Regions from separate parts of the Homo sapiens genome. Here regions 2 and 3 are each linked to region 1. A link is a loop called in an ENCODE intact Hi-C map of the cell type or tissue named here. Cell type or tissue: natural killer cell. All regions are shown on one strand.

Region 1 (5,000 bases):
TTGTGCAACCCTTGATCTGTTCCTGCCTAAATGACTGTCTGTAAGCCCACGATCAATGCACAATGAGCACAGGTTTTGCATCGACTCCCTGAAACACATGGTCCCTACAAAGGCTGATAGCCATTATAGTAAGGAAAGGGTTTCTGGCTCACTTGTTTTAAAGTGGCAAAAGAACAGGAAATTCTTTCAAATGTAGTTAAGTGCCACTTACATATTTCCTTACATGACTATCACTACTAGGTTTAATAATCAACTTCTTTTTCTATCTTAGTCACTTGTACTATTTCGTAGATAAATCCATATGTATAACATCAAAGTTTTGTAAAGATGTAGATCATTTTTAGAATCCCACTATCTAGTGCTGCTGTTAAAATCTTCTCGTTTTCCAGCCCACGTTCATCTCTCATTTTTTTCTGAACTCTAATTACATCAACAAAATGAGCATTTGATTCTCTAATTATCGTACCATCTAGATGAAGAGAGAAAGGGGTAAGTTTCTTGGGACTGACATTTATCCTTTACCATCCTCTCCACACACACACGTTATGTTTAGCAGAGAGTTAAGTAGAGAGAAGACGCTCAGTAAACACCGGTGGGCTGGTGGGCAGAAGTGAGGGCTGAAGAAGAGCACTCAATCCAGAAAGTACACTGGCCTGCTGGCCTCCCAGGTGGGATGTCCTGGTCATTCTCTCGTTCATTCTCCCATTCCTTCAGCTAGCACACAGTATCTGCTTTGTGCTGAACCACACATCTGACACTTAACAAGCCTCTTATCATTTCATCCTTACAATTTCACCATGCTGTTCAAAGAATTTCATCCATTTCAAAAGATGGCCATTTTACCTCTTCTGTATGCTAAAAGCCATATCTAAACCCTGTCTGGCTATTTGTTCACTGACTCATTAATTCCCATACCAGCCATCTGCTTCAAATTGGACATTAAAAATTCTATCTACAGCCCTAACTGTCAATGTCAACTCCTTTTCATGCCAAGAGTGTGAGCACTTACAGAGGAAAGCCAGAAGAGCAGAAATGCCCTCTGGGCTGGATTCAACACATTTGCCCTCAGCCTACCCCTTTTCTCCTTGTGCTCACTTATGTACACCTCAGCTTCCAGCTACTCAACAGGACTAGGCAAAGCTCGAACATCACCTGCAGGACCTGGTTCATAGTATTTAGTCAACTGTGGACAGCTGCTGGCCAGATAGGTTGACTGGTCTATTCTCCAGCCTTTCTTTTTTCATCTTGCCCAGAATATACTGGGCAAGATGTTTAGACTGTGTGATTTGGAGGTGCTCTCAGATGTTTGTTTTGAATGTGAGAGCTGAAAGGTACCTTAGATAGTTACAAATGACCTCACTTTCTAGATAAAATGATAGAAGCCCAGAGAAGTTAAGAGGCTTGCCCAAGGTCACACAGAGCTGGCAGCAGAAGCCAGTCTGACTCCCAGCCAACACACTTTCTACTACCCGATCCTGCCTCAGAGAGCCAAACATGATTTCGGTTTCTAAGATGGCTGTCACACTTCACTCTTTCTCCTAAGGAACTCAATCTTTGATGAAGAATCTGAAAACCAACATGTGGAAAACAAACTACAAACCTTCCTTAGAGTAGAAAACAAGAAATATCCACCTTTTACATGACACATCGTAGATCTCTGCAGTCTGCTGAGAGGCAGCACAGTGTAAGGGAAGTGCACAGGCCTTGATGTTGGATCAACAAGGCTTCAATCCTGCGGGGCACTTACCCTCTTCAACCCTATCTCCTCATCTGTTAAGTGGATTCAGCTACACTGTTTTGAAGATGAAATAGGAAAATCTATGTGAAGATCCATGTACAGTCCCTTGACAAATGTTAGTTCCTTTCCCCTTTGCTTTGACAGAAAAACACCATGAGAGGTCCTGGAAATTAGTCCTTCAATGACAACTGCCTTCATTAAAAAAAAAAAAAAAAAAAAAAAAAAAAAAAAAACACAACTAGGTCTAAGGAGGCAGCTGAGAATCATAAGATGTGGTGGCGGTTGAGATCGTATCTACTGCAAAAACACCCATCGCTGTAGATGTGGTTGTGTGTATATGGGGGTGGGGGATGCAGTGCTGGTGGTGGTGTACAGACAGACATGAGCAGCAATTTCCTGCTGGCAGTGTGACGCAAAGCACAGGAAATGCCACCTTTTGAGTATGTGATTTTCAAACCATAAAAGACTAAAATTACATATGTGTATGTATGGTTATGTTTCCTTAAAGGTGGGTCAGGGCAGCAGGAGAGAAGACACAGGATAGGGGTGGAAGAGAGAGAAAGAATCCACCCTGATGTCTCCTTCACTGCTGGTCTGTGAAATGTCTCCACATGGGAGTTAGGGAAGCAGGCTGTGTAGCGATACATGGTAATAACTGGGTCCAGTACTTGTGGCTACAGGTAGTGGAGCAACATAAAAGACAGTGTGGTAGCAACAGTGATCTGGAACCGTTATTGTCTCAGCTGTACCCCAGAGACACCCCAGTGACTATTTCCTTGGGTACGAGTCCATGTTCTACCATTAACAGACCAAGTGATTTAGGAACTGGATATGTCTCTGTGCAACACTCACTTTTCCTATCCATGAAATCAAGATGGGAAGTAACAAAACCTTTTTTTTTAATTAGCTGGATGTGGTAGTACACACATGTGGTTTTAGCTACTTGGGAGACAGGAGGATCACTTGAGCCCAGGAGTTGGAGGCTGCACTGAGCTATGATTGCCTCACTGCACTCCAGCCTGGGTCACAGAGAGAAACTCTCTTTTTTAAAAAAAAAAAAAAAAAAAAAAAGATGGGAAGTGACATATAAACTAAATCATCTCCAAAGTATCTTGAATGAGCTTGGCTGTGAACAAGTCAAAGCACTGGACATATTAGGAATGGCAACATTTCCATTTGAATGCCAGATCTCATCTACCGCCATACTGAAAAAGATTCTAAAGTGATATCTGGTCTTGCAGGCAACAGTGGTGTATCCATTAGTGATGTCCTCTTGGCTACGGGAGAGTTATACTCCAAAGTCTATAAAACATTAGTATTTAAAAGAAAAGTCTGAATTTTAGTAATAAATTGGCCTTTCTAATGATGTTTTGATTGGGCTGATATAATTATATAATGTGTTTCTAAGCCAAATAACACCTAGGAGGAATGAGGCATTGTAAAGTCATGTTAGGGAAACAAAATTGAGATTTTAAATTTGCAACTGATAATCCATTAAATGGATAAAGGTCATTAGATAGTAAATTCCTTGAGAGCTGGGGCCATGTTTTCAATCACCCTGGAATTCTCTTCATATCATTGTCCAGAGCAGTTCCTTGTACTTAATAGGTGCTCAATTAACTTCTACTACATTAAATAATTAAGAGTTTTAGGAGTAATTTCCTTCTAAGGAATCAGTCTACTAACTAGAATCTCCTGCCCCTTTTTGGAGGTATAGGTAGAGTGGTGAATAAAGGAATTAAAATGAACTATCACATATTATGTGCCAGGAAGATTAAAAATTATTTTTAATTTAATTGACAAATAATAATTTTGTATATTCATGAGGAAACAGTGATGTTTTGATATACATAACATATAGTCATCAGGTCACTGTAATTTTGTATCCTTTATCAAATCTCTCGCTATCTCTTGCTTCCTAAAAATTATTTTACTTAATCCTGACATTAATCTTTTGAATTTAAATGTAGTATTATGATCATGCCCACTCTGAGTTGAGGCTCAGAGAGGTTAAATAACTTGCCCAGTGAAACACAGTTCATTAGTGGTAGGAATGAGATGCAAACGCATGTCAGTTTCATCTCCGGTTCCAAGCAGCAGAGTTTTTTGTGTCATGATCAAACCCTTACTGTTCCTTTCTGAAAGAATAACAACGATGAGCAGAATAGAGCAGAGGGAAAAGCACCGGCCCAAGAGATTTCTCATCATGGCTTTGGCACTGACTTAATGTGTGGCCCTGGGCAAGTCATTTACCCTTTCTGGGCTTTATCTTTTTTTCTGTAAAATGACTGATATGGAACAACAACAAAAAAAAATTTCATAGTTATTAGGCTATAACTCTGGTAGAAGAGGCAAAGACAAACAGCAATGGAATGGAAAAGGCGCTGACAAACAAAAGCCCATGGAGTAACATTTTCAGAGATCCAGTTCTGGTTCCACCATCCGAGGAGCAGAACAACCTCCAAACTATCCCCACAAGTCCCTTCAGGCCTAAAGCAAAGAGGGGGTCAGGCTATGAGTTGAGCCTTTTTCAGGGTCCACAAGCCATAGGTCTGCCATCTATCTGTGCACTGTCACTGCTCCCTAGCTCCAGGGTCCTGAAACTGTCCATGGCCAAGTCCACATGAGGTACATGGTGCCTAACTAGAAAGTCTCTTGGGAAAATGATGGTAGGTAGGGCTTGACTCACACCAGGCTTTTCACCAATCCAAGCCTTCTTCCTGCCATTTAGTCACAAAAGCAAAACACAAAGGCAGCACCAGTCGCAGCTGCTGGGGCACCTTCAGAAACAACAGACAGAAGGAGTGTCTGCAACACCAACACTAGGAAGGGACTCACACCATTTTCGCTGAAGTTGTAGATTGGCTGATGCCAGAGGGTACACACTCACACCCCTTATAAGGCCTAATTTCAGGCAGAACTTTGCATTTTTTGAGGATATTTTCATCAACCAATGCAAGTGCCCAAGAAACACCTTCACTCTATTCAGACAGAATCATAGAACTACAGACAAGACTCAGCAGCTTGGAATCCCAGGTGCCAAGAAAAGATAGAAGGGAGGGAGGAAATGAAAGGAGGCTTTCTCCTCGTAAGCTGACTATCTAGAGGGGCAGAATTGCAGACCATAAATAACACCTCCTGAGCAGAAGGAATCAAAGGTACTTGCACCTCTCCAAAATGCAGGGGCCCACATCCTGAGGTAGAAAGAGAGACTCAGTGCAGTCCCAGCTCTACTGCTTTCTAAGTCCTTCCCCCAATCTTT
Region 2 (5,000 bases), 310 kb after region 1:
TGGACATAGGGATTATGATACCACATCTCTTGCTTGAAATCTTCCAAAAGTTGAGGCACTGTTACCTACAAAATCAAATCCAAAATTACTTTGAGAATTCAAAGGATCCCTTAGATCTAGTTCCTCTTTGAGTACTCTTTTGTCCCTTCTAATACACACTCATCCCTAAAGGTGCATTTTTTTAGTCTCAGAACCTTCACACTTTTAAAATTGAGGAGCCAAGAGCTTTCATGTGGGGGTTCTCTACCAATATTTACTGTTAGAAACTGAAACTGATAAATTTATCAACATTAATTCATTTGAAAAATAACAGTATTTTCAAAAAACCCCACAATTTAGAAGAGTGGCACTGTTTCACATTTTGGCAAAACTCTATTTTGTGGTTTAATAGGAAATAGTTGAATTATCATTATCTGCTACTACATTCAACCTATGGCAATATCACACACACATCACACAGCCTCTAGAAAACTCCACTGTACAGTGGTTCTTGAAAGAATAAAAATAGAAAAGGCAAATAATGTCTTAGTATATGAAAACAGTTTTGAACTCACAAACTTGCTGAAATGGTCTTGAGGACCCCCAAAAGTCCCCAGACCACACCTTAAGAACCACTGCCAGCAAAGGAGAAAGGCAATACAATGCAGCAAAGATAATCTTTTCAACAAATAGTACTGCACAACTAGATATCCACAGGCAAAAAAAAAAAAAATGAATCAGGAGACAGACATTACACTCACAAAAATTAACTCAAAATGGATCACAGACCTAAATGTAAAATGCAAAATTATAAAGCTCCCAAATGGTGACATAGAAGACAATCTAGATGACCTTGAGTTTGTTGATGACTTTTTAAATACAATGATGAAGGCATGACCCATGAAAGAAAGAACTGCTAAACTGGACTTCATTAAGATTAAAATTTTCTGCTCTGTGAAAGGCATTGTCAAGAGAATGAAAAAGACAAGGCACAGACTGGGAGAAAATATTTGCAAAAGATACATTTGATAGCCGGGCTCAGTGGCTCATGCCTGTAATCCCAACACTTTGGGAGGCTGAAGCAGGCGGATCACCTGAGATGAGGAGTTCAAGACCAGCCTGGCTAATATGGTCAAACGCCATCTCTACTAAAAATACAAAAATTAGCCAGGCATGATGGTAGACACCTGTAATCCCAGCTACTTGCGAGGCTGAGGCAGAAGAATCACTTGAACCCCTGGGAGACAGAGCTTACAGTGAGATGAGATGGCCCCATTGCACTCCAGCCCGGGAGACAGAGCAAGACTCCATCTCAAAAAAAAAAAAAAAAAAAAAAAAAGAAAAGAAAAGACACATTTGATAAAGGACTGTTATTCAAAATAAACAACTCTCAAACCTCAACAATAAGAAAACAAAGAACCTGACTTTAAGAACAGGACAATGACCTTAACGGACACCTCACTAAAGAAGATATAAAGATGGCGAGTATGCATATGAAAAAAAGTCACATAATCAGGAAAATGCAAATTAAAACAATACCACTACACACCTATTAGAATGGCCAAAACCCATTAACAGTGACAATATCAAATGCTGGTGAGAATGTGAACAGAAACTCCCATTCATTACTGGTGGGAATATAAAATGGTACCATCACTTTGAAAGACAGTTTAGAGGTTTCTTGCAAAACTAAAGGTATTCTTACCATATGATCCAGCAACTGTGTTCCTTGCTATTTACCCAAACGAACTGAAAACTTATGTCCACACAAAAGACACGCACACAGATGTTTGATGTTTATAGCAGCTTTATTCACGATTGCCAAAACTAGGGAGCAACCAAGATGTCCTTCAGTAAGTAAATGGACAAATAAACCCGGGTATATCCAGATAATAGAATAGTCAAGTGCAAAAGAAAAAAAAAAGCTGTCAAACCGTGAAAAGCCATTGAGGAAATCGTAAACGCATATTAGTACGTGAAAAAAGAAAATCTGAAAAGGCTATAGACTGTATGATTCCAACTATGACATCTTGAAAAGGCAAAACTATGGAGACAGTTAACAAAAAATAGTGGTTGCCAGTGGCTGGGGAAGAGAAGGGATGGCGAGGGGGAGCACAGAGTATTTCAGGGCAGATAAACATTGTACCGCTACAACAGTGGATATGTGCCATACAATTGGCCAAACCCATAGAACATACAAACAGCAAGAGTAAACCTTGGCCGGGCGCAGTGGCTCACGCCTGTAATCCCAACACTTTGGGAGGCCGAGGTGGGTGGATCACCTGAGGTCAGGAGCTCGAGACCAGCCTGGCCAACATGGTGAAGCCCCATCTCTATCAAAAATACAAAAATTTAGCTGGGCGTGGTGGTGGGCACCTGTAATCCCAGGTATTTGGGAGGCTGAGGCAGGAGAATCCCTTGAACCCAGGAGGCAAAGGTTGCAGTTAGCTGAGATCGCACCACTGCACTCCAGCCTGGGCAACAAGAGCGAAACTCCGTCTCAAAAAAAAAAAAACCCTAATGTAAACCATGGACTTTGGGTGGTAAAGATGTCTGAATGTAGGTCCATCAATTTTAACAAATGTACCACTTTCGTGGGGGATATAATATATCTTGATAATAATATAACTTGAGAAATCCTTCATTTTCTGATAATCTAACAAATCACAACTCTGAACATAATTTTTAATACAAAGGCTTAGGTTCATCAAGATTCTCTTTTAAAGAACTATCTAACTGCCCAAAATGATTCACATACACAGTGAACATACAAAATACTAAAAGGTCAAGTCCAAAATTTTGATTCTCTAGAGAAACGTATAAAGCAGTTTAACTGGGAACATACTAAGACAGAACACAAAGTAACGGAAATGCCACTTTAGCTACCAAAAGAACAGGAAGAGCAAATACTAAGACTTTACTTTGAAAGTCTAAGGCTACTTCTTCCTGGTAGGGCTCTAACCTCTTGCCAAGAAGCCTGTAAGTTTATTTTTCTTACTTCTTTATTTTAAGTGAGAAACCATGAAATTAACCATTTCAGAGCTGAAGAAAACAAAGGAGAAACAACTATGTCTACGGTGAACTTTCACATTAACTATTCTAAATGATTATCATGGCCAAATAAACAAATATTTTTAAATGAAAGCAATTCTGATTATTAAAATAGATTATTTTTAAACAATCAGTGTTTTTTAAACATCAAAGTAAATGTTTCATATAAATGTCTCACAAAGCGTATGAAAGAAAAATGTCAATCACATCTTATGAAGTGTTTCACTTCTCACCTGCCATAGTAACTTTAAATTCAAAGACACCTTTAAAAATTATCCAGATATATAAAATATTCAGTAAACACAAAAGGTATATAGATGCCCAAAGTCTTATACTATTTCTTAACATAGCAAATAAATCCATCAGGGAACAATAATTACAAAAGTATTTCAGAATTCATTTGCTAATTATGAATAAGCGGCTACAAAAAATAGTTGAATATTAAGTTCTCTTTAGAGTTCCTCTTTTAAAACACATACTGTTCAGAAACTTAACTAGACATATCTGGGAGGAAAAAGGATACATTTGTGAATTTTATTATATACCTCAGGCATTCTGTTCTGCCATGGCGACAGAAAAAATAAAAATAAATAAAATGCCTCAGGCATTTGACATGTGTGATCAAATCTTACTCATTACTACCACTTTGATAACTCTATTTCTATTTTCTGTATTGCAAAACTACTAAAAGACTAGTAAGGATAATGAAAAATGAAAATATAAATCATATGACTAATTCTTACAGGAAAGAATAGGAAGCCCAGACATTAATTACAAAATAACTGTCTTCTTAAAACAAGATCCTTTTGGAAAAAAAAAAAGTCCCAGTTACCTTACTTTTAAATAAAAGATATCCTGGGACAGATCTTCTACTTTATTTCTTCCTTACATGCATCTTCTTAGAAATCACATCCTAGTTACCAGATCCTTCTTGACAATACGCAAACTAAGCACCCATAAGATATTATTAACTGAGACATTAAAAACCATTTGTGCTTTAAAAGGGAATTAATTCAGGTACAGTCTGGTATGTTATACGCATTTTTAATGTAGTTACACAAACCACTAGCCCAAATACAAATTCTACATATGCAAAATATTCAAATCCTACTTTTTAAAAACTTATTTCCAATTTCTAGATCCAGTTCACAACATACAAATAACCATGCTGTATCGACCAGAGATATGTTGATAATGGATGCTTAGTAAGAACTTGATCTTGATTTTGTTTTAGAAAAGATAAGGCAGTGGTTGAAATGAAATGTCCCTGTAAATTAACTGGGGAAAATATGAATTAAAAAACAGAGACATACAGGATATGGTGACTCACACCTATAATCCCAGCACTTTAGGAGGCTCAGCTGGTAGAGAGGATCCTTGAGCCCAGGAGTTTGAGACCTGCCCGAGCAACACAAGGAGACCCTGTCTGTATAAAAATTAAAAATTAGCTGTGCGTGGTAGCAGATGCCTGTGGTCCCAGGTACTCAGAAAGATTGTCTGAACCCGGGAAGTCAAGGCTGCAGTGAGATGTGATTCCACCACTGCACTCCAGCCTGGGCAACAGAGTAAGACCCACCTCATTTTAAAAAAAAAAAAAAAAAAGGAGACATTACAGCCATTAGTATAAATATTACATTTCAGTGAAATATGTCAAAATATAAATGTCCAACGATAGTAAATAAGAATAAAGAAAATTAAGAATTCATATCAAAAAATAGGATAAGGGCCAGGCATGCTGGCTCACACCTGTAATCCCAGCACTCTGGGAGGCTGAGGCAAGAGGATTACTTGAGCCCAGGAGTTCAAGACCAGCCTGGGCCACATAGGGAGACCCCCATCTCTCCAAAAATAAAAAGTTTCTTTAATTAACCAGGCGTGGTGGCACATGCCTATAGTCCCAGCTACTTGGGAGACTGATGTGGGAGGATTTCTTGAGCCTGAGGAGGATAAGGCTGCAGTGAGCCATGATC
Region 3 (5,000 bases), 1.1 Mb after region 1:
AAAAGACCAGCTAAAGCAATCATCTGGTTGAGGATGCTATTCAGAAGAATTTCTAAAGCACCCTAAATAAACATTTGGTAAAGGACTAAGCAACTTAAGAAGCTTGTAGCTTTAATACAGACATCAGTTTAAACCCATTTAAGGGCTTGAGAACCCACAGCTGTATCTTCTAATTTCTGATTAGATATTTTAAAAATATCTAAGCCTAATCAGTTTGAAGTAATTTGATGGGCATTAGTTTCTAAAAGTCTGCATTCATTTCTAAATCTGAATTAAACTTTTTTAAATGCAATTTTATAACTTTTAGCGTTACATGGAAGCTTTAAGCAAGATATATAATGCTGTCAGAACAAAGTCTTATCACACAAGTTAGTAAATAGGGTTTAGTAATGTGGAGAACTTGGAAGCAGAGTTGCAAACTAATAGAAATTAGGACTTATTAAGTCTCTGAAAAATTTATTCTTCAAAGTTAAAGCTTCACACTGTCCTGTTGGGTTAGCAGTTTGTTTTTTTCTTATAGATGGCTGGCTTCTCCTTCACTCCTGGCTAAATGAACAGAATTCAAGTTGTAAGAACTCTGAATTAGTAATATTCTATCATGCAGTAGACTCTTTAGCATTCTCTAACAGGATTCTGTGATTCATAACTGATCCCAAAGTTTCTTGAGACATAATCATTCATCATTTTGCCAAAGAATACATTTGATCCTCTATATTGAGAGGTTGGAGTAAGGCTGTGGCTCATGAAAGAGGATATTGTAACTGCCATGTTCTTCATGCACATTGAAAATATTATCTGTAGCTGATGATAATACATACTATAATACTACCTCATCTCCTACTCTTTCTCCCCCAAGAATCGTATTTTAAAAACAAGAACGCTTGGCAGGTTGGACCTCCGCATTCTGTGTTTTCTTTCTTAAGATAAGCTGAAGTAAAACTTGGCTTACCATGTGCTCAATGTAAGTCACATTAACATTCCCCACATTACTCAAAGGGAGGAGAGAATGGTGCGTTGAAGCCCAAGATACAGCCATGTGGGAGATATATGACTCCTCCTAGTCCCTGTCACATTTGGCAGGGATTCTGGTGTGAGTGGGGCATTTAGTCACCTAGACAGCAACTTATATAGAGAAAAGGCTGCTCAAGTCCTCGATAAGCCCAAGGGATGACTCCTTAGCCAGTAGGTGGGAATAATCAGAACCATGCCCCACAGATCTCCTAAAGGGTTGTCATCACCACACCCATTTCACTGCCAAGTTCTCCATTGGAGAGGAGGACTCAGCTAGCATTGGCATCCCCTTCCTAGTCCACTTAAAACCTTTAGTCTTGGCAATATTCCCAACAAGCACATACAAACACGTGTGTGCACATATGCGGGCACCCCATGTTTTCAAGGATTTAAAGAAATAATTAAATGTATTTCCTTCCTACAAAAGGGCTCAGGGACCCTTCCTATTTGGAAAGATGGAGACAAGTAGAATTTCAAGGAATTAGGGAGTCCCAAGGAACTGGCTTTTCCAGGACCTTATTTCTTTCTTTTCCTATCCCTATTCTCCCTGACTGAAGTGGAAGCCAAGAGAAAAAGTCAAGCAAAAAGGTCCCAGAGGTGGGTGGGGCACACACATATGTTAGAAACACAGTGTGGATATTGGGAATGAGAATGGGCATGCTCAGCTATACTACATCAGATCATTGGGATTTTCTACTTTTATATAAAAGGGAGCAAAAGGCACCCAAAGTTGCCAGTAGATCTGTACTTTCAAACAGGAAGAGAATGAGAATAACAAAACAGTTTCTTCCTAACTTCTGCTGTGTTCCCAGAGCCTCTTGAGACCCACCCCTTCCGGGTCCTTGTTTTTGGATGCTTGGTTGTGAATGAGTTACCCTACCTGCTGAGTCAGCTTCTATTGAACCAGAAGAGTCAGAGCCACTGAGAGCCAACTGATGCTTAAACATTTATGAAAGCACTTTCAGTATTCCTCGTTGTTGTTTTTCTTGTGGGATGATTGATCTGGGCATTTAAACATACCTTGCAGTATAAAATCCAAACTTCTTTGTTTAGTACACATAGCACTTCACAATCTAGCTCTTGCCTGCTGCCTCCACCACTTCCTCTACTCCACCCTTGCTGAGCTAAGTGTGATTCCCCAAATTACTCACATGGTTGCATGTTGCTGTGCCCTTGCACAGACTCTTGTTTCCCTTCCCTAAGTATCCCCTTCTCTCTGTCTTATGTTATCAGACTTCTTTTCTACTTCAGCACCCATCTGAAACATCAGGTGATGCCTGGAAAATTTCTAGGCAATTTGTTCATTTAGAGGGTAAATTTAAATTACATAGCTTACTGAATGACCGAAGCATCAAGGAGGGACAGCTCCACGGTGTCACCTTTACTAGGACTCCTATTGCTTCTAAATGGTGGGTACATTTGAAAAGAACGGGTGCATTTGCCAAATAATACATTTGGTCCTCTATATTGAGAGGTTGGAGCGAGGCTGTGGCATACTATTTCTCAAGCATCACTTCTCCTAGAAGGCCTCTCTTGTTCTTACTCCCACAATTGGCCTCAAGCTGTTTCTCTGAGCTACCGCATCATCCATGTACATCATTGTCATTAGCGTCAGCATGCAACATTCATTCACTTTTCCATTAATACAAGCATCCATTTAACAAATCTTTGTCGAGTGCTAGCACAGGCCCAAATTTAAGAGATTTAGTTGGTAATACAGATATAAACAACTGAAAAAGTAACCAATGGTAACAGTTCATAGTGTTATAGCTGATGCAATATTAGAGCTTTAGATATTGACAAAGATCCTGGTAGTGTACAACATAATCCAAAGGAAGAAGGAATATTTTATTAGAAGCCTAGCCACTCTGGAACTCAATATATATAATAGTAAAGGTTGTTGTAAATTCAAAGCAAAAAACAAAACAAAACAAAAAATCTCATACCCTTTCTCGAGTGCACCATCATTTAAAAACCACAGGAGTGGTGGTAATTGTGACACTGTGGAGCTGTCCTTCTTTGATGTCTCAGTCACTCAGTAAGCCATGTAATTTAAATTGACCCTCTGAGTGACCAAGTTGCTCTGAAAATTTTCCAAGTACATGTTACAATGAGAATGAGAGAAGGAGGAGGGAAAGGCGGGGACATCATGAAGGTAGAAGAGGAGGAGGTTTAGAATCAAGCACAAAGAGGGCTCAAAATTACGTGGAAATTGGGGCTGGTCAGTCAGTTAGCCAGGGGACTAATGACTTTATGCCTGCTACTCTGCAGTCTACCATCATTAGGGACATCTTAAACATAGAAAGGAAGGAACACCCAATTTCACTTCAGGCACCCAGCCACAGGAACTTTCCTAAGGTTGAGCCTTTGCGTTGAAAGTGAGACCGTTATCTAAGGATTCCTCTCCACACCCTGATTCCTGAGGAGTGTTCAAAGACTCAGAAACAATGACAGGCCTGCTGCTGAGCTTTGCTGTCTGCAGTAAATGAACGTTCAGCCCTTGCCCTCCTGACCTGCTTGTCTTTGTTTCTACAGAACAGTGCTCGGCATGGCAGGGATTCCAGGGCTCCTCTTCCTTCTCTTCTTTCTGCTCTGTGCTGTTGGGCAAGTGAGCCCTTACAGTGCCCCCTGGAAACCCACTTGGCCTGCATACCGCCTCCCTGTCGTCTTGCCCCAGTCTACCCTCAATTTAGCCAAGCCAGACTTTGGAGCCGAAGCCAAATTAGAAGTATCTTCTTCATGTGGACCCCAGTGTCATAAGGGAACTCCACTGCCCACTTACGAAGAGGCCAAGCAATATCTGTCTTATGAAACGCTCTATGCCAATGGCAGCCGCACAGAGACGCAGGTGGGCATCTACATCCTCAGCAGTAGTGGAGATGGGGCCCAACACCGAGACTCAGGGTCTTCAGGAAAGTCTCGAAGGAAGCGGCAGATTTATGGCTATGACAGCAGGTTCAGCATTTTTGGGAAGGACTTCCTGCTCAACTACCCTTTCTCAACATCAGTGAAGTTATCCACGGGCTGCACCGGCACCCTGGTGGCAGAGAAGCATGTCCTCACAGCTGCCCACTGCATACACGATGGAAAAACCTATGTGAAAGGAACCCAGAAGCTTCGAGTGGGCTTCCTAAAGCCCAAGTTTAAAGATGGTGGTCGAGGGGCCAACGACTCCACTTCAGCCATGCCCGAGCAGATGAAATTTCAGTGGATCCGGGTGAAACGCACCCATGTGCCCAAGGGTTGGATCAAGGGCAATGCCAATGACATCGGCATGGATTATGATTATGCCCTCCTGGAACTCAAAAAGCCCCACAAGAGAAAATTTATGAAGATTGGGGTGAGCCCTCCTGCTAAGCAGCTGCCAGGGGGCAGAATTCACTTCTCTGGTTATGACAATGACCGACCAGGCAATTTGGTGTATCGCTTCTGTGACGTCAAAGACGAGACCTATGACTTGCTCTACCAGCAATGCGATGCCCAGCCAGGGGCCAGCGGGTCTGGGGTCTATGTGAGGATGTGGAAGAGACAGCAGCAGAAGTGGGAGCGAAAAATTATTGGCATTTTTTCAGGGCACCAGTGGGTGGACATGAATGGTTCCCCACAGGATTTCAACGTGGCTGTCAGAATCACTCCTCTCAAATATGCCCAGATTTGCTATTGGATTAAAGGAAACTACCTGGATTGTAGGGAGGGGTGACACAGTGTTCCCTCCTGGCAGCAATTAAGGGTCTTCATGTTCTTATTTTAGGAGAGGCCAAATTGTTTTTTGTCATTGGCGTGCACACGTGTGTGTGTGTGTGTGTGTGTGTGTAAGGTGTCTTATAATCTTTTACCTATTTCTTACAATTGCAAGATGACTGGCTTTACTATTTGAAAACTGGTTTGTGTATCATATCATATATCATTTAAGCAGTTTGAAGGCATACTTTTGCATAGAAATAAAAAAAATACTGATTTGGGGCAATGAGGAATATTTGACAATTAAG

What was found. A loop is a pair of places that touch in the nucleus more often than their neighbours do. Peaks named below come from ENCODE experiments on the same cell type or tissue, not always from the same donor. Only the 100,000 strongest peaks of a DNase experiment are listed, where the experiment ranks them.
Region 2: a loop joins it to region 1, with 4 times the contacts of the local background. A loop is called at or near these places in 8 of 110 quality-filtered maps.
Region 3: it touches region 1 in a loop (16-fold over the local background); 2 of 110 quality-filtered maps call a loop at or near these places.

Annotation. Positions count from the first base shown.
Region 1 is chr11:85,750,981-85,755,980 of GRCh38, forward strand. The region is part of intron 2 of SYTL2 (synaptotagmin like 2); the gene reads right to left. Among named protein-coding and RNA genes, the nearest start is that of SYTL2, 58 kb to the right of the region's middle. In natural killer cell, no CTCF peak of the experiment used is centred here; DNase peaks (open chromatin) are centred at 1,111, 2,081, 4,511 and 4,911; H3K27ac peaks cover 4,774 bases.
Region 2 is chr11:86,060,038-86,065,037 of GRCh38, forward strand. The region is part of intron 1 of PICALM (phosphatidylinositol binding clathrin assembly protein); the gene reads right to left. It overlaps LOC124902730 (a long non-coding RNA gene), which reads right to left and starts at 3,839. Exons shown (of 2, transcript XR_007062822.1): 1 at 1-3,839. In natural killer cell, no CTCF peak of the experiment used is centred here; DNase peaks (open chromatin) are centred at 2,864 and 4,394; H3K4me3 peaks cover 1,040 bases; H3K27ac peaks cover 3,403 bases.
Region 3 is chr11:86,804,085-86,809,084 of GRCh38, forward strand. PRSS23 (serine protease 23) reads left to right here. Exons shown (of 2, transcript NM_007173.6): 2 at 3,547-5,000. The coding sequence starts at 3,560. The coding sequence ends at 4,711. Among named protein-coding and RNA genes, the nearest start is that of PRSS23, 6.0 kb to the left of the region's middle. In natural killer cell, no CTCF peak of the experiment used is centred here; a DNase peak (open chromatin) is centred at 2,127; H3K4me3 peaks cover 252 bases; H3K27ac peaks cover 4,005 bases.